Regions from separate parts of the Mus musculus genome. Here regions 2, 3, 4 and 5 are each linked to region 1. Evidence: chromatin loops called from intact Hi-C (ENCODE). Cell type or tissue: left cerebral cortex. All regions are shown on one strand.

The links. A loop is a pair of places that touch in the nucleus more often than their neighbours do. Peaks named below come from ENCODE experiments on the same cell type or tissue, not always from the same donor. Only the 100,000 strongest peaks of a DNase experiment are listed, where the experiment ranks them.
Region 2: a loop joins it to region 1, with 3 times the contacts of the local background. A loop is called at or near these places in 34 of 42 quality-filtered maps.
Region 3: a loop joins it to region 1, with 2.6 times the contacts of the local background. A loop is called at or near these places in 22 of 42 quality-filtered maps.
Region 4: a loop joins it to region 1, with 2.8 times the contacts of the local background. A loop is called at or near these places in 9 of 42 quality-filtered maps.
Region 5: it touches region 1 in a loop (3-fold over the local background); 34 of 42 quality-filtered maps call a loop at or near these places.

Annotation. Positions count from the first base shown.
Region 1 is chr15:76,330,983-76,335,982 of GRCm38, reverse strand. Gpaa1 (GPI anchor attachment protein 1) reads right to left here and starts at 4,689. Exons shown (of 12, transcript NM_010331.2): 1 at 4,520-4,689; 2 at 3,908-4,087; 3 at 3,712-3,823; 4 at 3,352-3,499; 5 at 3,172-3,273; 6 at 2,884-3,080; 7 at 2,610-2,806; 8 at 2,366-2,519; 9 at 2,093-2,188; 10 at 1,779-1,969; 11 at 1,523-1,693; 12 at 1,084-1,401. The coding sequence starts at 4,593. The coding sequence ends at 1,158. It also overlaps a transcript of Oplah not described here. In left cerebral cortex, a CTCF peak has its summit at 3,097; DNase peaks (open chromatin) are centred at 3,109 and 4,759; H3K4me3 peaks cover 1,277 bases; H3K27ac peaks cover 543 bases.
Region 2 is chr15:76,245,874-76,250,873 of GRCm38, reverse strand. Grina (glutamate receptor, ionotropic, N-methyl D-aspartate-associated protein 1 (glutamate binding)) reads right to left here and starts at 4,067. Exons shown (of 7, transcript NM_023168.3): 1 at 3,974-4,067; 2 at 2,697-3,023; 3 at 2,506-2,615; 4 at 2,225-2,425; 5 at 1,974-2,102; 6 at 1,753-1,896; 7 at 970-1,657. The coding sequence starts at 3,000. The coding sequence ends at 1,508. Mir6953 (microRNA 6953) reads right to left here and starts at 2,683; the gene lies at 2,616-2,683. In left cerebral cortex, a CTCF peak has its summit at 3,023; DNase peaks (open chromatin) are centred at 3,049, 3,243, 3,671 and 4,165; H3K4me3 peaks cover 1,746 bases; H3K27ac peaks cover 1,388 bases.
Region 3 is chr15:76,187,191-76,192,190 of GRCm38, reverse strand. It overlaps Plec (plectin), which reads left to right. Exons shown (of 33, transcript NM_001163540.1): 7 at 1-10; 8 at 656-771; 9 at 843-949; 10 at 1,055-1,174; 11 at 1,247-1,342; 12 at 1,605-1,732; 13 at 1,996-2,089; 14 at 2,780-2,934; 15 at 3,011-3,320; 16 at 3,406-3,483; 17 at 3,566-3,727; 18 at 3,914-4,018; 19 at 4,117-4,212; 20 at 4,429-4,554. Among named protein-coding and RNA genes, the nearest start is that of Plec, 17 kb to the left of the region's middle. In left cerebral cortex, a CTCF peak has its summit at 2,260; DNase peaks (open chromatin) are centred at 2,157 and 3,561; H3K27ac peaks cover 466 bases.
Region 4 is chr15:76,067,371-76,072,370 of GRCm38, reverse strand. It overlaps Scrib (scribbled planar cell polarity), which reads left to right and starts at 2,587. Exons shown (of 36, transcript NM_001310543.1): 1 at 2,587-3,142; 2 at 4,593-4,710; 3 at 4,816-4,894; 4 at 4,992-5,000. The coding sequence starts at 2,984. It overlaps Puf60 (poly-U binding splicing factor 60), which reads left to right. Exons shown (of 12, transcript NM_028364.2): 7 at 46-138; 8 at 418-631; 9 at 715-905; 10 at 1,054-1,189; 11 at 1,387-1,622; 12 at 1,744-2,189. The coding sequence ends at 2,043. In left cerebral cortex, no CTCF peak of the experiment used is centred here; a DNase peak (open chromatin) is centred at 2,541; H3K4me3 peaks cover 1,807 bases; H3K27ac peaks cover 686 bases.
Region 5 is chr15:76,236,417-76,241,416 of GRCm38, reverse strand. It overlaps Parp10 (poly (ADP-ribose) polymerase family, member 10), which reads left to right. Exons shown (of 11, transcript NM_001163575.1): 6 at 1-91; 7 at 189-261; 8 at 486-1,130; 9 at 1,235-1,368. Among named protein-coding and RNA genes, the nearest start is that of Parp10, 4.5 kb to the left of the region's middle. In left cerebral cortex, a CTCF peak has its summit at 2,120 (motif pointing left); a DNase peak (open chromatin) is centred at 2,132; H3K27ac peaks cover 311 bases.

The sequences.
Region 1 (5,000 bases):
GGAAGTTTGCCCTCTTTACGTCACGTGAGATAGGCCGTCACACTGGAGAGCAGATGCTCTTACCTATGGGGCCATCACTCTGGCTCAGAGTGAAATTCTTTGAAACCACATGTACCTTCCAAGGGCCAGGAGGCACCAACTCACGGGAAGGCTGGAACCATCAGAGAGGTGTCCCAGAAGGAGGGTCTCCTGGCCCTGAGTGGGTCTAATGGATTTTATAGTTTCCTTGGGCAGAAGGCTCCCTTCCAAACACTGAAGCCACTACTGGGCAGTGTAAAGACACCTCTAGACCTGGTTCTTTTCACTTTTAAAGTGTCTTAGGTCAAGGTCTTGTGGCCATCCCATGATGTGTCTCCAGACTAACCACCAAAGTTACTGACATGGTCCTAACACGTCAGAAAGAACATACTTCTTTCCTTCTTCCACAAAAGGTACCGTAGTTTCTTCTGGGGATCCTGTCACAACCACCCGCTTCCGTCGGTGTTGTCCTGCTTCGGACTGTCCTCTTTTTCCTAGTCTATTGCTTCTGGGTCCTGGCTAGACCTGAGGACCACCTTCCCTACTGTGCCGAGTTCTGCCTCTGGTGGGCACCTCACCTTGGCTTGTGCTACTTTAGGTGGCGCCTCACGCTTCTTCTACTCCAAAAAGCCTTGGCTAGAAGCACAGCCCAGACCCTGAACCTCCTGAGACTCCCACTCCTTTATCCTTTCAGCTCAGAACTAAGATGGTGCTGTGAGGTCTCTGGTTACCACAGCTGTCAGGCCCTCAAACCCTGGCTATGGATTATCTCATGCCCCAGAATCGCTTCTAGCACAGCACTAGACAGCACTGCATAGGTACGTGGGCTGCCTACCTGCAGGCCACCTGCAGGACTGCACGGATTGCTGGCGGTGGGTTTACCCTTGCCCCTTCAGTGTCCAACTGAGGCTCCCCTCCAGAAGTTGATGGAGCTGGGCTCCCACTTCTGCCATCAGGAGAGAAACACCCAAGAACACGACCAGGGTGGCTCCTCTAAAGGGGCGAACAGGACGCCTGGCCAGTTGCCAGAGGCTCTGAGAAGACAGCGGGCCAGGATCCCAAGGTACAGAAACACAGCACTTGTTTATTTCCCAGGGAGGAGGTAGAACGGAGGCTTGGGGGACCCCTTCCCAGACACCTCACTTCCAGAAGAGGACATTCCAGAAAAGCAGCCAGCAAGGATACAGACCCAAGGCCAGTATTGGGAAGAGGAGGGCGCCATAGGTGTAGTGTTCCAGCACACCCTGGGCCAATGCTGTGAGGAAGAGCTGCCAACCCTCTGCCAGAGACAGCGGTACCTCCAGCAGCTCCCGCCACAGGAACAGGCTACCGAAGAGTGTGACTGCTGGGCTGGTCACTACCAGCAGGGCAGCATACAGTGTCCTGGGGAGAAGGGCAACATTTAAGTACGCACCATGGAGGATGCCAGCAAGTGAATAAATGAGGGCTAGCCATCCGGTAAGGGGCAAAGGTACCGGTGGAGAAGAGGCTGACCAGCACGTACCGGGGCCCATGGGGCTTGGCGAGTGCAGCAGCAGGGACCATGGTGGCAGCCAGCAGGAAGCCCAGGGAGAAATTGAGGAGAGCAATGCAACCCAGCTGCAGTGCCAGGTAGATGAGGGCCACTAGTTTCAGTGCCATCCAGCCCCTGTCTGGGACCTGTGAGTTGACCACTCTACAAGGAAAGAAACTCAAGGGTAGTTGGGAATCCGTTTGAGTATTCAGGGACCCAGCTCCAGCTGTCCGGCCCAGCTGCTCACCGGTGGGTGTTGTGTGGAAGGGCCAGGCCGGCTACATAAATCGCGAGCAGCGTCAACACAACAGCCTCGGCTTCGGCCACTGGGAAATGCTGAGTAGCTAAATGTTGGCCCAGCACAGGCAGGAAATAGAGGGCCAGACCCATGGCCTGAGAGATCAGCAGGGGTGCCGTAAGTGAGGCCAGGCCCACACCCTGCAGGACACATGGGTACTTGGAGTTAGGCCAGAGGAATAGGAGAACCCCCAAGGACGCATACCAAAGCACTGCTGGGTATGTTAAAACCCCCATCCTAAGAGCAGTAGAGTATAGCATCACCTGTGTTGGCAAGAGTGGAGTCCCGGGACTAGGGGCCTTCCCAGCCTCCTCCGGGTTGACTCCAGCCTGGTGTAACTGCATCCACAGCTCCAGAGCATAGAGCAAGTCAAGGACCCAGACAAGCCATTGGATGTGATTTGCTAGGTGGGAGATCTTAGGCTCACTTCCCTATCCCTACCATATGTAGGATGAAGGACTATCCCCCCTTTATAGTTAAAGGGATCTGAGTGAGTTTGGCCACAAGTGAGTAGCGAGCACGAGGGTGGAGGATATCTTGAGTCCAAGGACTAGGAGCAGGAAGCCCGTGGCGGGCATGTAGAGTCCGATGGAGACAAAGCGGGAGAGGGCCGGCAGCAGGTAGAAGAAGAATGACTGGTGCAGGCGCTCCAGGAGGTGGTTGAGCTTGCGGAACATGCCCTCCAGAGCCCTGCCAGGAGCACAGTCAGGTCAGGGCCAGCCACCCTCTCACCCCAGCTAGACATGACCTTGAACACGGAAAGGGGTCCAGAGAACTTACTTGCCCACTGTCGCCAAATCATACTTGTATTGGCGGAAGCTATTGATGCCGCGTAGGGTTAGTGCCTCCACTCCGTAGCGCAGAAAAAGGCCGTGGGGGCCGTGGGGCCGGCCAGAGGCCTGCCGCAGCACCATGAGTAGCAGTGTCTGCAAACCCTGCAACGGCCCTTCGAGTGACGTCCAGTCCTGGGGCTGCAGCTTTGGAGGCATGGGGACAGGATCAGACAGACTCACCCCTTCTCACGAGCCCCAGGCTCCCAAGCGGGTGGTCCCACCTTGCCCTGGAGTGTACACAACAGCCCCCCTTTCTGGCAGAAGGTCTGGAAGAGGTTGAGCAGATCAAGGTTGGGCAGCTGACCGTTGAGTCCCTCCACTGTCACATCGAGGCTGGTGACCACGTCGCTGCTCAGCTCCAGAGCTACAGCAGCCTGGATGGCTCCAGCCCTGCCCTGCAGGGGAGATGACTGTATGCCTGTAGGAGCAAGCAGTGAGCACTAGAGGGGGCACAAGGGACCGCGGTTTACTTTGAAAGAGATGGGGAGCAAGACTAGGGCTACACCTACCTGTAACATTAATGTCATGGTAGGCTTCGAGCCAAGCCTCGGTGCCCAGAAGATCATGGTCTGTTACCAGGAAAATGATATCTTTGGCCCAGTAAATCTGCCCTGGAAGCCAAAGGCAGGGTCAGCAAAGGGCCTGGGGCATTGGTCAAATCCTCCCGGACCAGAGCCCCAGAGCCTCACCTCGGAAATGGGCAGCAAGTGCCAACAACAACCCCACAGCCTGGCTATTGGTGGCATCTGGACCACAGGGTACAGTAAGCACCAGGGACTCGGTACTGGCAGAACGTGGGGCCCGCAGGATGCCATACACGTTGGTACCTGACACCATCTGCACAAAGAGTTGATGGGAAAGCCTCAGCAGACCCTCCAGCGGACAGCCTGAAGCCTGTCTTTTTTCCTGGCACTTCAATGCCCACCACTAAAGTTCTTCAGACCATCCCTCCCAGAGTTTCTTGGTTTCAGGGCACTTCAACAAGACACCCAACCCAGGCCACCCTTCCAATGTGCTTTTCTCCCAGGCACACCCCTTTCCCTCAATACATAGCGCTCGTGGGTCTCATCCGGGAAGGGTAGTTTGCGGGAGAAGCTCTGGGTGTAGACCTCCAGCCCTACGGATCGCATGGACCGTTCCAGCCAGGCTACTGGCAGAGCCCTGGAGACACAAAAGATAGCCTCTAAGTAGAGCTCCCTGGTCTCGGCCGCCCCTGAAATCCCCAGCCCGCTGCTAGGCACTCACCCCGGCTTCTTGCGGTGGGCAGCGAAGTCCCGGGCAAAGCTCCGAGCGCGGTCTCCACCTACAAACTGTTCCTCCACCATGGTGGAGCCCATGGCATTCTCAGACATGTAAGTGCGCTGGGTTAACGGCGGAAAAGCCAGCGCCAGAAACCAGGCGATCCCGGCCACGTAGCTCAGCACACTGCGAGAGAGTACAGAGTGGGCTCGGAATTAGCCCGACCTGGAACGCTAGCTCGTGGCTTCCACCATGACCCAGAGGGTCCAGCGGGATGGTCCAAGCCATTAAGAACCCGGAGCCAAAGCCGGGCAGTGGCAGCACACGCTGTTAATCCCAGCATTCAGGGGGCAGAGGCAGGTACAGGCGGATCTGAGTTCGAGGCTAGTCTGGTCTACAGAATAAGTTCCAGGACAACCAGGGCTGCACAGAGAAATCCTGCCTCCGGAAAGGAAAAAAGATCTAAGACCCTAGATCAGCGATGGATAGGGACCAGAGCTCTAAGCTCAGTGTCTGAGTGACACTTGCAAAGAGGTCGCAGACCCTGGAGCAGTAGGCGCGTGTGGAGCCACAGCAGCTCAAGTTCCCGCCAGTCCCGCCCCCTGTGCCCGCCCTCACCAGAGAGGTGTGTTAAGGCGCAAGACGATGCGGGCGAGCGCGCGCCGGCGCACCGGGTCCGACAGGAGACCCATGGCGGGGCGCGGGGCTCTGCTCTCGCGGCAGCTTGACACCTCCAAGAGCAGGGTTCCTGTCGGACCCGGCGCCCGGTGCTGCCTTAATTTCCGGTCCCAGGATCCATCGCGCCACTACTCTTGGTAGCGGCAGACGGAGTTGGGAAACCAGATTGTGCGCATGCTCACAACTGAGGTCGCCAGCTCTGCGCGTGCTCAAAACTGAGGTAGGCTGGAGAAGTACGGGATGCAGTCATGGCCAGTGGGCGGAACTGGAACCTGGGGCTGTGAAGCTGCGGGCGAGCAGCTGGAAGGCGGGACGCTGGCGGATCTCACGACAGAGCAGCGACAGTGTGCCTGCCTAAAGGTTCTCGGGAGTGTAACGCAGGTGGGTAGAGAGCTAGAACGACGAGAAAAGACTGATGCCT
Region 2 (5,000 bases), 85 kb after region 1:
GAATATGGCTTCATCCTGAGGGTACCAGGTAGATGGGTCTTAGGTAGGTGGGTCATGGGATCCACGGCTCACATCTAACAGTCTGGTTTGTAGACCGAGAGTCTTGATGAATCGAAGACTGGCTGGGGAAGGAATGGGACAGAATGGAGGAGGGGGTGACTGCATCTGGCCTGGGGAGATAACGCAGAAACCCCAGGTTTGGGAGAGGACGCTTGTGGCTCGGTACCTGTGGTCACTGGGTGGCTTTGTGGTACACACGAGGAACTGATGCTAGTTAATTAAATTAAATACACCCATATACTGCCAGGAAGCAACAGCCCAAAGATGCAGAGTCCTAGGGAAGAGACCTGTAAGAATCAAGGCCACTCTGACCTTGTGGTTTCAGGTTAGGGGACTGAACTGTGTTGAGATCCAGAAGGACTCACTCCACTTGTGCAGGGACTTGGATGGATAAATGAAGGCTCCAGAGATGATGTGGCCGGAGCAAAGGCAGGAGGGGGAACAGGCAGGCCTGAGGAACTGGCACCAAATGGCAATGCCAGGGAGTTAGAGGCCAAGGAGCCTGCCTGGTAGAGCCATCTCTGTTCGGCTCTTTCAGGGTTGTGCCAATGACCTACATGCTGCTGGTCCTGGTCAGAGACATAGAGACCTTATAGAGAGCCCACTGCTGCACTGTGCTACTCTCAGAGCGTAGAGATATACACAGTCTACTCCACACTGTGTGACCTGGCACTATGCCCGTGCCTCAGGAGTCCTGTTCATCAGTTCAGATCTCGGTGCACACCTTAAAATGCAGCCAGAAAGACAGCAAGAAAAGAAGCAGCGCACACACTGGATTAGCTAACTGTCATTAACCGCTGTCGTCAGTGCCTGTCCAGAACTAACCATCAGCCAGGGCAGGGGGTGCTGAAGCCCCTCCATGCCTCCTGGAGGAAGTGGCAGTGAAGAGAGACAAGGAGAAGCAGAAAGCAGAAGGTACCCTTTTATTGGCATTTTAACAATGGCAGCACGAGAGAGCCTCCTCCCTTGAAACATGACATCCTCTCTGCTCTTGGGGCCCAGCGCAAGAATGAGACCCCGCCCTGCGTGCCCCTCAGAAGGCAGGGTGGGGAGGGGACACGGGTACTCTATGCCAGGGGAGCCGGGACAGAAGGGAAGACGTGCACCCTCACCTCTTGGTATGATCCTTCTCCCCTGAGACCTGGTGTTGGTCCCTGACCCTGGGATGGGGCTGGCAGACAGGGCTCATGCAACAGTGAGTGGACAGAAGGTGGCACAGAAATGCAGCCCTGTCGCCCCTTGGCAAGGGCAAAAGGGATAAAGGGGGCCATGCTGTGGCCATAGAGGGTCCAGACGTTAAGTATTTGCAGTGTACATACAAGAGGGCGAGAGGGACTCCCTCTGCACCAGGCCAGGCCTGGGGACCAGAGAGAGGGAAGCACAGATGGCATTGTCATGCCAGGGGCATGGGTCTGAGCCAACCATGCCACCTGAGCTGGGGCTTGTTCTACTCCTTGGCACGGCCAATGATGGTGAGAATATATAGGAAGATGTTGATGATGTCCGTGTACAGGTTCAGGGCCGCAAACACATATTCTTCTGGGCTCAGGGACAGCTGCTTGTTCCCCAGGAGTAGCTGGGTGTCCACTGCCAGGAACTAGCGGGTAAAGACACAGTTGGTCGGTATTCGACAGCTTATTCACTCATCCCGGCCGGCATCCCAGGAAAGGCCTTCCCAACACCCTCACTCACGCAGGTGAAGAGCAGAGCGCCCAGCGAGGCGTATACAATCTCCAGGATGCGGTTCCGGATGAAGATGCAGAGGATGGCGAAGATGAAGAGCACCACAACACTCACCAGGAGCACGCCCATGCACGAGGTGAAGTCATAGCGGGTCTGGGAGGGAAGGAGAGAGGTGAGACTGTGGGTGTTGAGGGCTCTGGGGCAACCGTCCTGTCTTAGGTCCCCCTCACCTGCATGGAGAAGATGACCACCGTGAAGCAGACAGCTGTGGTGATGCCCACGGCCATGATGACTGCCTCCGTGTTGTAAAAGCTGGCTATCATGCCCACCATGTAGGACAAGCTGACGGTCAGGATCGACTGCGGAAGAGGATCACAGGGGGGGCCTTGGGTGTGGGGAGCTGCTCTTGGTCCAACCCTGTCCAACCTCCCTGTCCTGTCCCACAGGCCTAGGTGAACTGGGCTCAGGGATTGAGAGTTACCAGAGCAACAAGGTTCCAGGGATGCTTTCGCCGGAAGTCCCCACAACAGCTGAGAACAATGAGGGAGATGAAGAAGATGGCGTAGGAGACATAGTAGGTCCAGACATTCTCCCGGACAAAGCCCTTCACCTCCCCAACAAAAGTGAAAATGGCCACAGTGGACAGGGTCACCGACAGCTGCAGGGTCAGCACCAGGAACACCTGGGGAAGGAGCCAATCAGAGCCCCGCCTTGGCGGCCTCCTTGTGGCTCCTCCCACACCACACATATGCCAGGCCCAACCTTTCTGATAAAGGCCTGGCGAATGTTCTTGTCCCAGTTGACAGCAGGGAAGTCCTGGTTGTCATAGTAGGATGGAGGCCCTTCCTCCTGGTAGTTCCCATGCTGAGGTGCTGGGGACATAGAGGCTGGGTCAGTGTCCCCTGAGGGCACTTGAATCCCTGCCCCTGCCCCTTACCCTTCCCTACACTTACAGCCAGGGTCCTGGAAGGGTGGTGGCTGTCCATAGGGGTTGGGCGGGAAGGGGCTCTGTGGGTATGGCCCCTGTGGGTAGCCTCCTTGAGGGTAGGGCCCTTGAGGGTAACCACCCTGTGGATAGGGGCTGGGACCATGGGGATATCCTGGCTGACCATAGGGAGAGGGCTGGAAAGGGGCCTGTGGGTATGGGGCCCCAGGGTAGGGAGCCTGAACATAGGGAGGCATAGGGGCTTGGGGCCCCACAATGTTTTGGGGAGGATAACTGTCCCCAGACACCAAGAAACTCTTTTCATGGGACATGGCCTCGGGTTCTGTGGCTGCCCCTAGAGGAGAAAGAGAGAACAGTTAGCTCTGAGAGACTGAAACCAGTGACAGCCATACCTGCTGCGGACCAAGGAAGAAAACAACAACAACAACAAAAACAACTGGCCATGACCTTTGTACAGGGCTGTAGGGAGTCACAGAACAAGGAGGCGTTGGGTGGGGCACGGGAGACCGATGTGGACCCCTTGGAAGGGGCTCCTCTAGCTCGACCTGGGGTGGGGGATGGGAGGAAGAGTGATGGCTGTCAGCCTCAGCTTGGAGCTTGGGAGATGCCTTCTCACCGCTGCGGGTCTTTCGGGTCAGAGCTCAGCAACGAAGAGTCTAGAGGCACAGCGCAGTGGCTAAAGAGGTGTGGGGGTGTGCCCTGGCTCTCCCCGTCCTATCCCTCCTATTAAGCAGCTTGAAGGGGCCAGCGCTAGCGGCTATTTCTATCCGAGGAAATCCCCAGGCCATCTGTGACCAGCGGGAACCCTGACCCTCCTCTTAAGCACAGGGCTGAATGTCCCTAGCTCCGGGTACTGAATGCAGGCCTGTATTGGCTGCTAAGGTGTCTGCTAGTAGGGTACGCCAGGAACAGAGGGGTGCGGGGGTGTGTGGGGGATGGAAGCGACCAGAGGGCGTTCAAGGGAACAAAGCAGGGATGGGGACGACGGAGGAGGGGGCGGTGGCCACAGAATGCGCCCCGAGGGTGGATTGGTCGTCTTGTCGGGTTGGGGGTCGCTGGGCTTCGGGTCTGGGCCGCTACAGAGCGCCGCCCTCTCCCTCTTGCTCAGGGCCGCCAGAGCTCCCCACCCCCAATGATGCCACCAGTCTGGGTGAGCGGGCCGCGAGTCCTGACCGAACCAACTGACCCGAGGCGGTCGCGCTCAGTAACACAGGGAAGGGACGGCCGACTGACAGGGGGGCTACGGCGGCGGTACACTCTTGGGATTGGTCGGGGGGGACTCACCGCTCCCGGGAGCCAGAGACCGGTGCTTACGGTGCCCGCTGCGCAGCCGCGCGCGGTGATGGCCGGTGCGTCCGCACCTGCACCCGCTGGGCGGCCGGATTGCTTGGGCCTGCGCCTGCCGCTGGGGAGACGCAGAAGAGCCTTGTGACTGGGCGGGCCTTATGATGGGGCGGGGCCTTGTGATGGGGCGGGGCCTTGTGGTGGGGTGGGGTCTTGGGCGGGGCGGGGCGGGGCGGGGCCTTGATGTAAGGCGAATGTTGTCACCTGTCCCGGAGCTTCTGAGCCTACAGAAACTGCTTGGTCCAGCTTGCCTAGGCAGTCTGCTATTGTCTGTAGGCGTCCTAAGTCAGAGTCCTGAAGCCCTGCGCTTTCTGATCAGAGATGGTTGGGTTCTGGCGTGGGTGCTAACGACTTCGGGAGGCAAGACTCTCTTTAGCTTATGTAGCTCTCTATTGATGAATTCAATATCGATTCCTAAATCCAGGATTTACTGAAGCCTCCAAGGACTCTTGGAGAGTCCTTCTTGGCCTTTCATTTTGAGACAAGGTCTCAGTCAGTAACCACAGCTGGCTTGGAACTCACTATGCAACACAGGCTTACCTCAGACATGGGGCAGTCCTCCTGCCTTAGCTTTCCAACTACACTTACAACACGAACCACGACACCCAGACACTTGCTTGCTTTAAGACACAGCATTCACAGCTGGGTGGTAGTGGCACATGCCTTGAGGCAGAGGCGGGTGGATCTCTTGAGTTTGAGGCCAGCCTGATCTACAGAGCGAGTTCCAGGACAGCCAAGCCAGCACTGCATAGTGAGACCCTGTCCTGACAAACAACAACAAAAGCCACAACATTCATTTTATCCACACCTAGTCCAGATCAAGAGACTTAATCGTTTAATTGTCCCATTCTCTCCATACTCTTGTCACTTAACCTCAGATCCTCAAAATAATCTTGTCAGGACATAGAGGGTGAGGCCAACTCCCTGCTTCACTTCTGGGGGGTGGGGCGGGGAGAAGGGAAGGGGA
Region 3 (5,000 bases), 140 kb after region 1:
ACCGGCACAAGTATGTTCCTGTGGCATGGAGGAAGGCTGGAGGTTGGGCGACTTCAACCCGGTGACTTCCAAACAAGTCAGGGCAGAGGGAGCAGGAGGAGTATCCGGATGTTGGAACCTGATGCCCGCAGGGTGTACTGAATGCCAGCAGCTTCCTCTGGGAGGTGCCTAGAGCAGGGCCCTGCCTGTCTCCTGCAAGGCCCTTCAGAAGCACCTCTGTCCTTCCGGCCTGGTCATGCCCACACAGATCCTCAGAAGAAGCCTGATGGGCAGGGAGACTATAGGAGCCCAAGCTGATGCTGTCTAACCTGTGCCCTGCTCCTGTGCTGATGCCCACCATAGGCTCTGTGGGCCCCCGTTGCTGGGTGTGGTAGTGCGTGCCTTTAACCCTAGTGCTCCAGAGGCAGACACAGAGGCAGGTGGTTCAGTGAGTCTAGTCTACACAGGAGTTATAGTCAGCCAGGGTTACAAAGAAGACCCTGCCTCAAAACCACAACAACCCCCCAACCCAAAACAAAAATCAACTCCCTCAGGGCAGGATTGGAGATGTTAGGGAAGTAAGAGGGTATGGGCTCTGTTTGCTAGGATGTACGAAGGAACGTTTATGTAGCCCTGCTCAGTGGGTGTCTCTGTTATCATCCCAACTTGTCCACAGGCCCATGCTCATAGATATGAATAAAGTGTATCGACAGACCAACCTGGAGAACCTAGACCAGGCATTCTCGGTGGCAGAGCGGGACCTGGGAGTTACACGGCTCCTGGACCCAGAAGGTACGATCCGCTGGCTTTCCCCATCTTCACCCTTGCTGCCTGGACCCCACTGAGCCAACCTCTCCCTGCAGATGTGGACGTCCCTCAGCCTGATGAAAAGTCCATCATCACCTATGTTTCATCCCTGTACGATGCTATGCCCCGCGTGCCTGGTGCACAGGACGGAGTGAGGGCCAATGTAAGTGGGTGGACGGGTGCCCTTGACGGGTGTCCCTGACTGACGGTGCATAGTGTACTAGATCCCGAGACCCTGAAGGTTGCTCACTCAGGCCTTTGCTCCTAGGAGCTGCAGCTTCGTTGGCAGGAGTACCGGGAGCTTGTGTTGCTGCTGCTGCAATGGATCCGGCACCACACCGCTGCTTTTGAGGAGCGCAAGTTCCCCTCCAGCTTTGAAGAGATTGAGGTAGGCCTGCCTACTTGGGCTGGCATCCTTGGATTGTCTTGGTGTAGCTGCTGACACCCCTTGCCTCTACAGATCCTATGGTGCCAGTTTTTGAAGTTCAAGGAGACAGAACTTCCTGCCAAGGAGGCAGACAAAAACCGGTCCAAAGTTATCTACCAGTCTTTGGAGGTAAAGTGAGGTGCTTCTAAGGGGAGTGAGTGGGGTGTCTTCTGGTTTGGGGACAGCTGGGGGGTATGAGGGTCATGTATTCCCTAGGTAGATAAATCGAGACGTCTGAGCCCCAGAATTCAATGCCTCTGTAGTATGGCTTGCTCTTGCCTATCCCTAGTGCTTAGGAGCCAAAGTTATGCCAGGTTGTGGAGAAGCTGAGGGGCACAGCATCCAGGATTCCCTGTGTCCAGTTTAGGCCTGAGCTTGCCCCTCTTCACAGGGGGCAGTACAAGCGGGCCAGCTCAAGATTCCCCCTGGCTACCACCCACTAGATGTGGAGAAGGAGTGGGGCAAGCTGCATGTGGCCATCCTGGAGCGGGAGAAGCAACTGCGAAGCGAGTTTGAGAGGTGGGCCATGTGGAGGGTGGCAGGCGGTGCGGGAGACAGCGGGCGGGTGGGGCCCTGTGGTGGCAGGGGAACCACCCTAGGGTGAGTCACTGCCTGAGGAGGAAACCCCCCCACACCCGACCAAGCTTCGGTGTTTGGGGCCAGCGGGACAGTACGCCCGAGGCAGGCTGAGAGGCCAGAGCAGAGGGGAGCTCCTCTGACGCTGCAGTGTGGGGGGCCCCTGAGTGACTCCCTGTGGGGCTCTGCCGTGATCTGGTCCATAGGCTGGAGTGTCTTCAGCGCATTGTGAGCAAGCTACAGATGGAGGCTGGGCTGTGTGAGGAGCAGCTGAACCAGGCGGACGCCCTACTGCAGTCGGTGAGGGAGAGAAGAGAGGCGGGGCAAGGGGTAGGGTGGGCACCCCTCCAGGCCTGAGGGAGGTAGGAGGAGCATCGGGCTGCTTACTCTGCAGCCAGGGTTGTGGCCTGCTGGGCTACAGGCCCAGGGTGTGGCACTAGGGCGGGAAAACCGGGCCCTTTTGGTCTGCTGCCAACCCTGACCTCCTTTTGTGAGCAGAACTGGCCTCTGGCCACCAGGCAGGACTGTCTGCCTCCCTGCTTCATTCCAGCGTGGCCCTCATCCCCTCCTTCCTCAGAGAGTAGGGAGTAGGGAGACCCCAGCCTCATGGCTAGATGAGGGCTTTGGGGTCCATAAGGCACAGGGCTGTGTGAGCCTGGGTGGGAGAAGTTATGTGGTAGGTGATGGAGCTTGAGGCACAGAGTCTCCTGTGAACAAAGCTGGGACAGTCTCTGTCCTTGGACCTAGTGGGAATCTTTTGAACAGGATCCTGAGTCCCGGGAGAACTGATACAGATTAGTCTAGAAGCGTGCTAGGAAGATGTGTGGGCTCACTGGGAGGGAAAGGAGTGAATGAGAATCCAAGGCTGTGAGCCACACGGGACCTTGATTTTTAGGCTGGGGGAAGGGGTGAAGGGGCAGCGTTGGTTGAGAACCCTAGGCAGTGAGTAGGAGAGTTAGCCAGGCCAAGTCACTCAGGACGGTCTTGCAGGATATTCGGCTGCTGGCCTCAGGCAAGGTGGCTCAGCGAGCTGGGGAAGTCGAGAGAGACCTGGACAAGGCTGATGGTATGATCCGGCTGTTGTTCAATGATGTGCAGACCCTTAAAGATGGGCGGCATCCACAGGGTGAACAGATGTACCGGAGGTATGTACCTTACCTGGGAAGGCTGGGTTAGGAGGTCTGAGACCCGCCTGACCTCCCAACTCCTGTGCTTCCTCAGGGTGTATCGTCTGCATGAGCGCCTGGTAGCCATCCGCACTGAGTACAACCTCCGGCTGAAGGCAGGAGTGGGTGCCCCTGTGACCCAGGTGACCCTGCAGAGTACACAGAGGCGCCCAGAGCTAGAGGACTCCACACTGCGCTACCTGCAAGACCTGCTGGCCTGGGTAGAGGAGAACCAGCGTCGAATAGACAGTGCTGAGTGGGGCGTGGACTTGCCCAGTGTGGAGGCCCAGCTGGGCAGCCACCGAGGCATGCATCAGTCTATAGAGGAATTTCGGGCCAAGATCGAGCGGGCTCGGAATGATGAGGTAAGCGGTATGCCTGAGGGAGGCAGTGGCTGTGCGCTAGGCCCAGGCCACTGCAGACCTGACTACCCACTGATCTCTCCTGCAGAGCCAGCTCTCCCCTGCCACCCGGGGTGCCTACCGGGACTGCCTAGGTCGCCTAGACCTGCAGTATGCAAAGCTGCTGGTGAGTGGGGACTGCAAGCGGCTAGGAGGGGCTGGGAGGGGTAGGCAGCCGCAGTCACTGACTAATTCTTTCCTCCTTAAAGAACTCCTCCAAGGCCCGCCTCCGGTCCCTGGAGAGCTTGCACGGGTTTGTGGCGGCAGCTACCAAGGAGCTGATGTGGCTGAATGAGAAAGAAGAGGAGGAAGTGGGCTTTGATTGGAGTGACCGCAATACCAACATGGCAGCCAAGAAAGAAAGTTACTCGGTAAGGCAGCGTTTCCTCCTTAGGATGTCCTCCCTCTCCCTTCCCACTCACACCCACCCATACTGTTCCCCAAGGCTGGGAGTCCCTTGAGTTCAGCCCCAGGGCTCTGAGAAGATGGGCCTGGGACTTGGACGGCATGGGCAGTGTCCCTGAGACTGTCCCTGAGACTCTCCTCCCTTCTGTCAGGCCCTGATGCGAGAACTGGAAATGAAGGAAAAGAAAATCAAGGAGATCCAGAACACAGGGGACAGGCTGCTGCGGGAAGACCATCCTGCCCGGCCCACGGTGGAGGTGGGGGCACAGCGGCAGGGAGCCCTAGGAGCACCTGTGGGGGTAGGGCTATGGGACTGATGGCTGGGAGTGGGTTCTAAGGCCCGTGCTGTCCACAGTCCTTCCAGGCTGCCTTGCAGACACAGTGGAGCTGGATGCTGCAGCTGTGTTGCTGCATTGAAGCACACTTGAAAGAGAATACAGCCTACTTCCAGGTAAGGACCAGAGCCTCTCTTCTTCTTCTGGTGCAGCTCTCGTGCCTGAAAGGGTCCTCATAGCACCTGACAGATGTCCGGCCTTGGTTCACCATCCTCCTAGGGGTAGGGCTGGGGGAGTTCCACTACCTCTTCCCTCCGGTCTGGCTTCTGCTCAGACAGCTGGCCTAGGGTTTGGACTCTGCCACCCCTAGATGACCCCTCCTCCCATCCTAGTTCTTCTCAGATGTTCGGGAGGCGGAGGAACAGTTGCAGAAGCTACAGGAGACGTTACGCAGGAAGTACAGCTGTGACCGCACCATCACCGTCACCAGGCTCGAGGATCTGCTGCAGGATGCCCAGGTGAGCAGCTGTGAACAAGGCACAGAGGGACGGACTAGACTGGACATGGGCTGCGAGGGTGTCTGAGGATGGGATGGAAGGCCAGCAGGGTGAGAGACACATGGGGGTGCATGTCGTGTGTATGTAACGAACAGAAAAGCTGGTGACAGGTGCCCCTCTGGTGGGCTGGGAAGAGCCTCGCCCAGCCTGAATGGAGGTGTCAGCTGGGATCACCAGCCCTGTGGTGAATAGGCACTGACTTTATGGCCTGATGATTGGAGCAGGTGGAGCTGCAGGGCTGTGAAGGGCAGCTGGATGTGCCCATATATGCTGGGGCGTGGCTGGGGGTTATCCACAACAGTGTCAGCACTCTAGGTAGGGAGTCAGAGAGGCAGAGGGGAGAGGAGGAAGCTGAGTGTATGATCTGCAAAGACTGGGTGGGTCTCAGCTACCACACCGACAGGAGA
Region 4 (5,000 bases), 260 kb after region 1:
CCCTCTGTCTGCTTTCCTTGCCTTCTAACACCTTCCTGTATTCAGGGCTTTGCCTTCGTGGAGTACGAGGTCCCAGAAGCTGCGCAGCTCGCTTTGGAGCAGATGAACTCTGTGATGCTTGGGGGCAGGAACATCAAGGTAAGGACAAGAAAGTTTGGTCTTAGCCGGGCAGTGGTGGCACACGCCTTTAATCTCAGCACTTGGGAGGCAGAGGCAGGCGGATTTCTGAGTTTGAGGCCAGCCTGGTCTACAAGTGAGTTCCAGGACAGCCAGGGCTAGACAGAGAAACCCTGTCTTGAAAAACCAAAAAAAGAAAAAAAGTTTGGTCTTGGACCTAGAATAATTGTTCCGTGAAGTTACATACATACAAGCAGTCACCACAGGCCTAGGCTGATGTTTCTTCTTGACCTTCTTCAGGTGGGAAGACCCAGCAACATTGGACAAGCCCAACCCATCATAGATCAGCTGGCTGAGGAAGCTAGGGCTTTCAACCGAATATATGTGGCCTCTGTACATCAAGACCTGTCTGATGATGACATCAAGAGTGTATTTGAAGCCTTTGGCAAGATCAAGTCTTGTACGCTGGCCCGGGACCCCACAACTGGCAAGCACAAGGGCTATGGTTTTATCGGTGAGTTTGGGAAGGGCCAAGGAGAAGAGGGAGCCCGCCTCTTACTGGGGCTGGCTTTTCTCACTGCTCATCCTGCCCTGCAGAATATGAGAAGGCCCAGTCGTCCCAGGATGCTGTGTCCTCCATGAACCTCTTTGATCTGGGTGGCCAGTACTTGAGGGTGGGCAAGGCCGTCACACCCCCCATGCCCCTGCTAACACCTGCCACGCCTGGAGGTCTCCCGCCTGCTGCTGCTGTGGCCGCAGCTGCAGCCACGGCCAAGATTACAGCTCAGGTGAGAGCTGGTGCAGTGATGAGTGTGGACAGTGGGTGGACAGACCCACTCAGCCTTTGGGAACTGGCTCTTAGATGGTTTGGGTGGGAACAAAGAACTGACTGTGAGAACAGACTAGAAACTGACTCTGCTTGTCTTTTGGTTGCAGGAAGCAGTGGCTGGAGCAGCAGTGCTGGGTACTTTAGCCACACCAGGACTAGTGTCCCCAGCACTGACACTGGCCCAGCCCTTAGGGGCCCTACCCCAGGCTGTCATGGCTGCCCAGGCCCCTGGAGTCATCACAGGTGAGTCTGAGTTGATCAGGTTCTCTTCCATTCCTTTCCCCTCTCCTCTAGGGTCTGTCTTCAGCTTCCCAACCCATACTTACTTCGGTGTAATCCCTTGAATCCAGGACAGGCTGGCTATCGCCAACCATCTCTTTACTCTTTCCCAAACAGGAGAGTGTATGTGTGGCTATTAAACTCGGTTGGTTTTGCTGCAGGTGTGACACCAGCCCGCCCTCCTATTCCGGTCACCATCCCCTCTGTGGGAGTAGTGAACCCCATTCTCGCCAGCCCGCCAACGTTGGGTCTGTTGGAGCCCAAGAAGGAGAAGGAAGAGGAGGAGCTGTTTCCTGAGTCAGAACGGCCAGAGATGTTGAGTGAGCAGGAGCACATGAGCATCTCGGGCAGCAGTGCTCGCCACATGGTCATGCAAAAGCTACTCAGAAAACAGGAGGTAAGTAGGTGGGCTCGTGCCAGGCCCGCTCTCGGCGGTATGAATGTGAAGTAGTGGGTGATAGGTCGCAGCATTCAGGTGTCTTTCCCACAGTCACAGCAGTCAATTGTCTTTCCTACAGTCTACAGTGATGGTTCTCCGAAACATGGTGGACCCCAAGGACATCGATGACGACCTGGAGGGAGAGGTGACAGAGGAGTGTGGCAAATTTGGTGCTGTGAACCGGGTCATTATCTATCAAGAAAAACAGGGCGAAGAGGAAGATGCAGAAATCATCGTCAAGATTTTTGTGGAATTCTCCATGGCCTCAGAGACTCACAAGGCCATCCAGGCCCTCAATGGGCGCTGGTTTGGTGGTCGCAAGGTGGTGGCTGAAGTGTATGACCAGGAGCGTTTTGATAACAGCGACCTCTCCGCGTGACTTTGGCCTCATTTCCTGGACTTGCACTTGCCCCTTCCTTCCTTTGGGTTTTGTAAAGTGTTAACCGTGGTGTGTCCCTGGGACCAGGCACTCTGCCCAACCCACCCTGTAGTGTACATAAAGATGCAGATACCACTGGCCCTGAAGTCCCTGTGTCTGAAATTGGTCCTGTGACCCAAGCTGGTTGTGTGTGGAATGTCTTATCAGGGTTCCAAGGCACCAGGGACAAGGAGGGCGTTCAGCCTGCTGTGCAGGGGTGAACAGGAGGGACCGGGGTGGACAGGCCTTGCTTTATCTTCCTTTGTGGGGAGTGCTGGCTTGCAGCCTTGCTCACGTGGATAGCTCTGAGAGCTGTCTGGCCCTGAGATCTGTAGGATCCAGGACCAAGAGAGCATTTTGTGGGCGGGCGGGCATCTGAGTTGTTACACCTGCTAGTATGGGTTACGCCAGAGCGAGGCCGGAAATCCCGACATGCCCCGCGCGAGACCGCTACGGGTCGTCGGAGACGCCACGCCGCGTGGCCCTTTGGGAGCTGTAGTTTTGAGCAGAGAGGGCGGGCCTAGGCTTCCCGGCGGGCTGCGCGGCTGGGCGGTTGTCGCGGGCAGCGGCGGCGGTTCCGGCTGCGGTGCTGCGGGCGGATGAGCTGCTAGGTGAGCAGGCCGGGCGGGATGCGGAGCCGCCGCCGCGCCCCCAGCGCCTAAGAAAGCGCTGCCGGGTCAGGCCGTGCTGCCAGCTGTGTGCCGCCGTCGGAGCCTACAGCTCGTATTGAACGCGGGCCGAGCCGAGCGCCGACCCCGGCCACAGTCCGGGACCCGGCTGCCCGCCCCACCCCCGCGCGCGCCGCTCCGCCCGCGCTCGGCGCTCATGCGGGCCGAGCCCCGCCCCCCGGCCCGAGCCCGCCGAGCGCCTCCCGAGCCCGCGCTCACTGCCCGCCCGCATCATGCTGAAGTGCATCCCGCTCTGGCGTTGTAACCGGCACGTGGAGTCGGTGGATAAGCGGCACTGCTCGCTGCAGGTTGTGCCAGAGGAGATTTACCGCTACAGTCGTAGCCTCGAGGAGCTGCTCCTCGACGCCAACCAGCTGCGCGAGCTACCTAAGGTGAGCGGCCGCCGCACCTGCTGCCCCGCGCTCAGTTCTCGGGGTGGTGTATGACTTCTGGGGCAGCCGGCTGGAGCGAGATCTCAGCAGGCGCTGCCCGAGCTGGGCACCGCAACCTCCAGCCGGCCCTGCAGGTTCCTACTGGTCAGAGCCCCGCCCCAGCCAGCCCCACCCTCCTCCAGCCGCCGGTGTTGGCACCTGGTGGCAACCTGTCTGGGGACTAAGTAGATACTGAACCTAAAAGGGGAGCCAACAGAGAAGCCCATGAGAGCACAGGAGGAGGATGGGTCCAGGGTGCGAGACCGACCCGGGTTAGCAACTGTTAAAGCTAGTTGGGCTACTTTAAGGGTAGGAAGTTGGTTTTCTTGCACTGTGTTCTGCCTTCGTTTTGGGAGGAGAGGTTTGCAGTGCTGAGTGGGACTCTCCTAAGATACTTGCAGTGTCAGATCTATTCTGTCATCGCTCAGCGGAGAGCCCACCTTTCACTGTCTGTGTTCCTTCCTGTCGGGTTTGTTTGGGGTTTTTTTTGTTGTTGTTGTTCTGAGGCCACACTAGAAGGAAGGCCAAAGGAGGCAGGTTATGTAGGACTTACTTTTCTGAGATAGGGGACTCAGTGGTCTGATATTCTTGCCGGCTGGTGGCGTTGCGGGTGTTCTTCATAGACCTTTATGGTATCCGTGTGTGAATCTTGGACATTTTGCACTTGTGTTTCTCTCTGGTGCCTGTTGTTGTTATTGCTTTTTTTTTTTTGTTCTGTTTCTTGAGACAGGGTTTCCCCTTCGTAACCCTGGTTATCCTGGAATTCATTCTGGCTGTCCTAGAACTCAGAGATCCACCTGCCTCTGTGGGTACTAAAGATGTGCACCACCCACAACCCACCCCAGTGCTCTCTGGTGTTTTTATTGTTGTTCTCTCTTTGTTAAGCTCTTGCTGTTCATTGTTGGGGTTCCTGAAGAGCTCCAAACTCCTTTAGAAGAGGTAGTTTGGATAGTAGGTAGGATACTGAGAGTGACTGACCCATAGGGCAGAGGGCAGGGGCTATCCATTTGGGAGCTGCTGATGTCTTGCCTGGGGCATGTTATCTGGGTGACATCTGGGTAATAGTGAGAGGTGGGCTTTCCACCGAGAAATGAGAGCGTAGGTCTGACAGTATCTTAGGAGAGTCCCCCTCAGCAGTTGCAGAGTATCATTGCAGAACAGCAGTGGTACATGTGACAAATGACACAAGGGAGACCAGGCATCAGGTGGGCAGGGGTGTGTTTTGCAGGCTTCTTTGTCTGGTTTTTCAGCACACTGGGTATCATGGCTAGAGCCGCAGAACCTTGTGTGACCTGGGATACAAAGAGGTCCAGGACCCTGTGGCCATGATCCTCCTGGTTTGGAAACTCTCCCATACCCATAGGGCTTTGGCTATAGAGCCTGTTCCCCTGATCACATCTTCTGCCCACAGCCCTTCTTCCGACTGTTGAACTTGAGAAAGTTGGGCCTCAGTGACAACGAGATCCAGCGGCTGCCTCCTGAAGTGGCCAACTTCATGCAGCTGGTGGAGCTAGATGTGTCCCGGAACGGTAGGGGGGGAGGGCGGGTGGCACTCCGTGAACATAGGGGGGAGCATAGGGGCTCCTGGGAGCTCCTGAGGCGTGCCATCCTCACGGCACCCTCTCCAAACACAGATATTCCTGAGATACCTGAGAGCATAAAGTTCTGTAAGGCTCTGGAGATTGCAGACTTCAGTGGGAACCCCCTGTCTAGGTAAGTGTTAGCCCACAGTGCGGGTTGGCTCTTGGCCACGGCAGGGTCTAGAGCTCTTCCATGCGTATCTGAGGCCTGTGTTGCTTTGTTTCTCCAGACTTCCGGA
Region 5 (5,000 bases), 95 kb after region 1:
GCACCTTCTTCACAGACTGGAGGCTCAGTTCCAGTGTGTCTTCGGGACAGAACATCTGGCCAGCGCCACCCTGGACATAGACCCTGAAAGGGTAAGATGGAGTTCTACCTTTGTCCTTTTTTTTTTTTTCACGTGCCAGACCTAGATGTCTCCTCCTCTGCTGTGACCCTGACATCCTCTTCCCACAGACAGATCCCACTGAGGCCCTCCAAGTCCTCCATGGCCACATTACAGGCATCGATCAGGAGAGCTTGAGACTGGGTAGGACTCCTAGGGAGCCCGAGTACGTCCTGCGGTCTTTTCTTAACAATCCCCTCCCTGCCCTGCCCTGCCCTATCACTTGTTCAGTGACGCCCTTTTGGCCTACCTTGTACCCACGGATATGATCTCCATCTTTTTATATCTATTCCAATTCACCCTATTGTTTATCATCAGCTTCCTGGCTGGGCCCAGCCTTTGACCCAGTGGCCTCCCTTTGTCTTTAGAGGACGTCCGAGAGCTACTGGCTACCCTGGAGAGCCCACATGGAGGGGAGGACAGGGTGCCTCTGGAGATGGAGAAGGAGAAACCTGGAGGACCAGGAGAGACTGTTGTAGAGCAGCAGGAGGAAATCCCCACACTTGAGGCTGAGGAGGAGCCTGTGGCCCTTAGCACCGGGGCACGTGGGCAGTTAGAAGAAGAAGCCACACTTCAACTGGCTATCCACCGGTCCTTGGAGTCTCAAAGCCAGGTGGCAGATCAGCAGGAGGCTAATGCACTAAGGCGAGCCATGGCCCTTTCCCTGTTAGAAGCAGAAGAGGCCCTGGATGAGGACACTGGGGGCGAGGCCCAGCTGGTGGTGCACACATCCTTTGAGCAGGATGTGGATGAATTGAACCAGGCCTTATCCAATGCCTTGGAGGCACACCTTCGGGAGGAGACAGTGAGTCTCCAAGGGCGCATGCTACCCCCGGAGCTGGGGGCTCGTCTGGAAAGGTGTCATGATGTGAGTGCTACCCTCCGTGGCGACCGAGTTGTCCTCCGTGGCTTTGGGGTCCAGCCTGCCCGCGCGGCTCGCCACTTAGCTGCTCTGCTTGTTGACCCCTGGGACCAGAATTTGACCTTTCCTTTGGAGGCTTCAAAACCCAACTGTGAGTCTGTACCTTGGACTTGAGGGTGGTGGGGGTGGAATGGGTTAGCTTTTAAGCTAGTGCTTGAGACATGGCCCCCACTGTCCTTTCTTCCTGTGTGTCAGTGTCTGAGCAGGGGCTGAAGGAACCCTTGGGCAGACTGGAGGCCCTGGAAGAGAATTCCCAGGAGTTCCAAGATGTGGTGCGGGCCTTTTATAGCACCCTGGATGCTGTCCACGGCAGGATCCGCATTGTTCGAGTGAGTTCATGTCCTGTGTTGCTGGCCTTGTGCCTGGTGTACAGAACTCTTCTTTATATTAGTGTTGGTTGACCAAAAGCTGCTTAAAGTGGATCTTCGAAAGTGGATAGAATGGATCTCCATATCCATGCCTGGCTCTAGGGCCGTGGACATGACCGGGGGCATTGAGGGAGTGAAGAAAAGACAAACACAGGGTTGCACAGGATGCTGGGATGAGGTCTGGGCTCTTAGATGGAGAAACTTCAGCACCTCAGAGTTGAGTGTCGTTATCATATGGAGTGGACCAGGAAGTGGGGTTATTGCATGCAGCTGCACAAGGAGGCAGGGTTATTATATACAGATAAACACGGATTTGTGGATTGGGAAGGCAGGTTTAGCAAATCTCTGTTGGGAGTAGTCTTTGGGCAGTAAATATTCTAGCAGAGAAAGCTATGGGGGACATTTTTCTGCACACACCATCAATATCCATAATTGGACAAGAGGAAGGCTTTGCCATGCCTCTGAATGTTTACGGGCAGGAGGCTTTGCAAGGTTCTAGAATCCTTGGCATGGCTCGCTCACGTCAACATACATTTATTCAGGGCTTCGTTCGCTCAGGGTTCCTCTGCTCCCTACAGTGGGTGAGCACCCCTTCTTTGCCCAGAGAACATTTCGAATCTGAGGAAGATAAACAGAAGGATATAGGGATTAGGGATCTGACAGGCCTGTCTGAGTGAGGCTCTCTACTGGGGACTGTAGAACTGTCTGTGCCACAGTTGGTGCCATCTGGTGGCCAATGTGAGGATTACTCTTCTTGTTCTTGTGTGTATGGCGGGTGGAGGAGGGGCTTTCTGTTTCCAACCCAGGCCAGTTCTGGCAAAGGGCTAGCCCCACCTTCTCTCCTTGTAAATAAAATAATACCCGTGTGTGTGTGTGTGTGTGTGTGTGTGTGTGTGTGTGTGTGTGTGTGTGTGTGTGTGTGTGTGTGTGTGTGTGTGGTATGTAGCTAAGGGAGAAAAATATGCATACATATATGTATTGTATATATTCATAGTGGCTACTCCTCCTGTATTCTTGCTAAATTTGGCAACGATGAACATGGACAAGAAACAAGCTAGTACCAAGGAGTGGGGAGCCTTAGGACGCCCTCCCCAGCATTCCAGGCAGGTGAGAAAAGAAGAGCAGAGGCAGGTAGATCTGTGAGTTTGAGGCTAGCCTGGTCTGCATAGTGAATTCCAGTCCAGCCAGAGTTATATAGTGAGATTCTGTCTCAAAATACACAATTAAATAAATAATAAATAAATGACTGGGAAGAAGAGAGAGACTGTCAGGCTAGTCTGCTACCTGTGACAAGGGAACAAAGAGCATGCAGGGAGTGACCACAGAGACATCCCTGGAAGGATGTGGACAGTCAGGTAGAAGAGAAAACATGATGGCCGACAGCCTTTTCACCCAGAAGACTGGTTGCACTCATAGATGAGGCTAAAGAGGGATGACCTTAAATGGGTAGGAAGTACAAGGGAGGGCTGGAGAGATGACTCAGCGGTTAAGAGCACTGACTGGTTTTCCAGAGTTCAATTCCCAGCATCCACATGGTGCCTCACAACCATCTGCAATGGGATCCAATGCCCTCCAGTGTACTCATACACATTAAAAAAAAAAAAAAAAAAAGGACAGGGGAGTTGTCACTGTGTGGTAAGACTGGGCAAGGTGCTCTCCGCGCTTGATGCTAAAAATTGTGGGTGGGGCTGGCAGCCTCAGTCTCCACACAGAGATGGCTGGAAACTCAGGACTTCCAGTCTTCCCTGGAGGTTAGGCAGGTCACAAGTGGGCCCTCACAACAGCTATGACCTATGACTATCAGTGTCACAGCCACAGGGGCTGCCATCCCTCTGGTCACAGCTGGTTTTCTTAGTAATGTTTGTGCACTCAAGTCTTCTAGACAGTATCTCTATCACTTAAGATGGCACATTTGTGGGTTTTTCCTGTTACTACTTTAGAGACTTTCTTTTTCCTTGTCTAGATATACACAGAGGAATAGAATGGGCTTTCTCTTTCTTTCTTTCTTTCTTTCTTTCTTTCTTTCTTTCTTTCTTTCTTTCTTTCTTTCTTTCTTTCTTTTTGTTTTTTTTTTTTCGAGACAGGGTTTCTCTGTGTAGCCCTGGCTGTCCTGGAACTCACTCTGTAGACCAGACTGGTCTCGAACTCAGAAATCCACCTGCCTCTGCCTCCCGAGTGCTGGGATTAAAGGCTTGTGCCACAAATGCCCGGCTTCTTTCTTTTTCTATCATCTCTTCCTCCTACCATGTCATAATTTGGACATTTACTGTGTATACCCTATGTAGTTAAGGTGCATAAACCAACTTCACTTTATAGTTTTCATGCTTTGGCTCTATGTTGATAAGGATAAAGAAAAAAAGATACTACCCTTGCATCACAACCAGGTAAATGTAACCATATTTGTTACAACTGTGGGAGCTTGCTGGGTGGTGGGAGCACAGGCCTTTAATCCCAGCACTCGGGAGGCAGAGGCAGACGGATTTCTGAGTTCGAGACCAGCCTGGTCTACAGAGTGAGCTCCAGGACAGAGTGAATTCCAGGGCCACACAGAGAAACCCTGTCTCGGAAAAAAAAAAAAAAACAAAAAAAAAAAAACAAGAAAACAAAGCAAAGAAGCAATCAAAACTGTAGGAGCTGGAGAGACAGCTCAGAGGCTAAGAACATTTGTTGCTCTTGCTGAAGACATGGGTTCAGTTCTTCAGTCACATGACAGTTCACAAGCATCCGTAATTCCAGTTCCAGGGAACCTAATGCCTGCTTCTGAACTCTGCAGGCACCGGACATGTGTGTGGTATACAACCATGCAGGCAAAACACAGACATTAACAATATTTTTTAGCATATCTTATTTTCAATTTTTATTGTATGTTATGCATATGAGTGTTTTGCCTGCATGTATGTCTGTGCACCATGTGATATGGTGCCAGAAGAGAGCATCACATGGGTCCTGGGAATTGAATCCATGACCTCTCAAAGACCAGCCAGTGCTTTTTGACTCCAGAGCCATCTCTCCAGCCCCTAAAAACAAAAACAAACAAACAAACAAAAACCCTCTTATCTTTTTAAAGTAAAATAAAACAAAGCTGTGGTGAGCCTGGAGAGGTGACTCAGTGGTCTGGAGAGCCTGCTTCACTCTCAAGAGTACTAGAGTTTGCCAAATACCTGCCCTGTTAGGCCCTTCACAGCTGCCTGTCACGCCAACTCCAGGAAGCCGCCGATGCCCACTTGTGGCCCCTGAGTGTACCTACACATACACACATCCAGAAATTAAAACGACAAAAATCTTAAAGAGGGGAAAGCAAAGTAAACAGACAGGTAAAACCAAACCCCTTACAAGCCAGTGTGGTAGACTAAGGGTGTGGCTCAGCTGGCGCAGGGCTTCCAAGCATTCCGAGAGCCCTGGGTTCAGTTCCCAGCCGTGAACAGCAGGGTACGGTGGCACAGCATCCCAGCCGTGAGGATGCTGTGAGGTTATCCTCAGCTCCATACTGAGATCAAGGATACCCTGAGGTACATGAGATTATATCTCAGAAAGCAACAACAAAATAATAAGCAACACTGGATGAAAGAAGAGTGGGGGATTTAGTGCCTTCT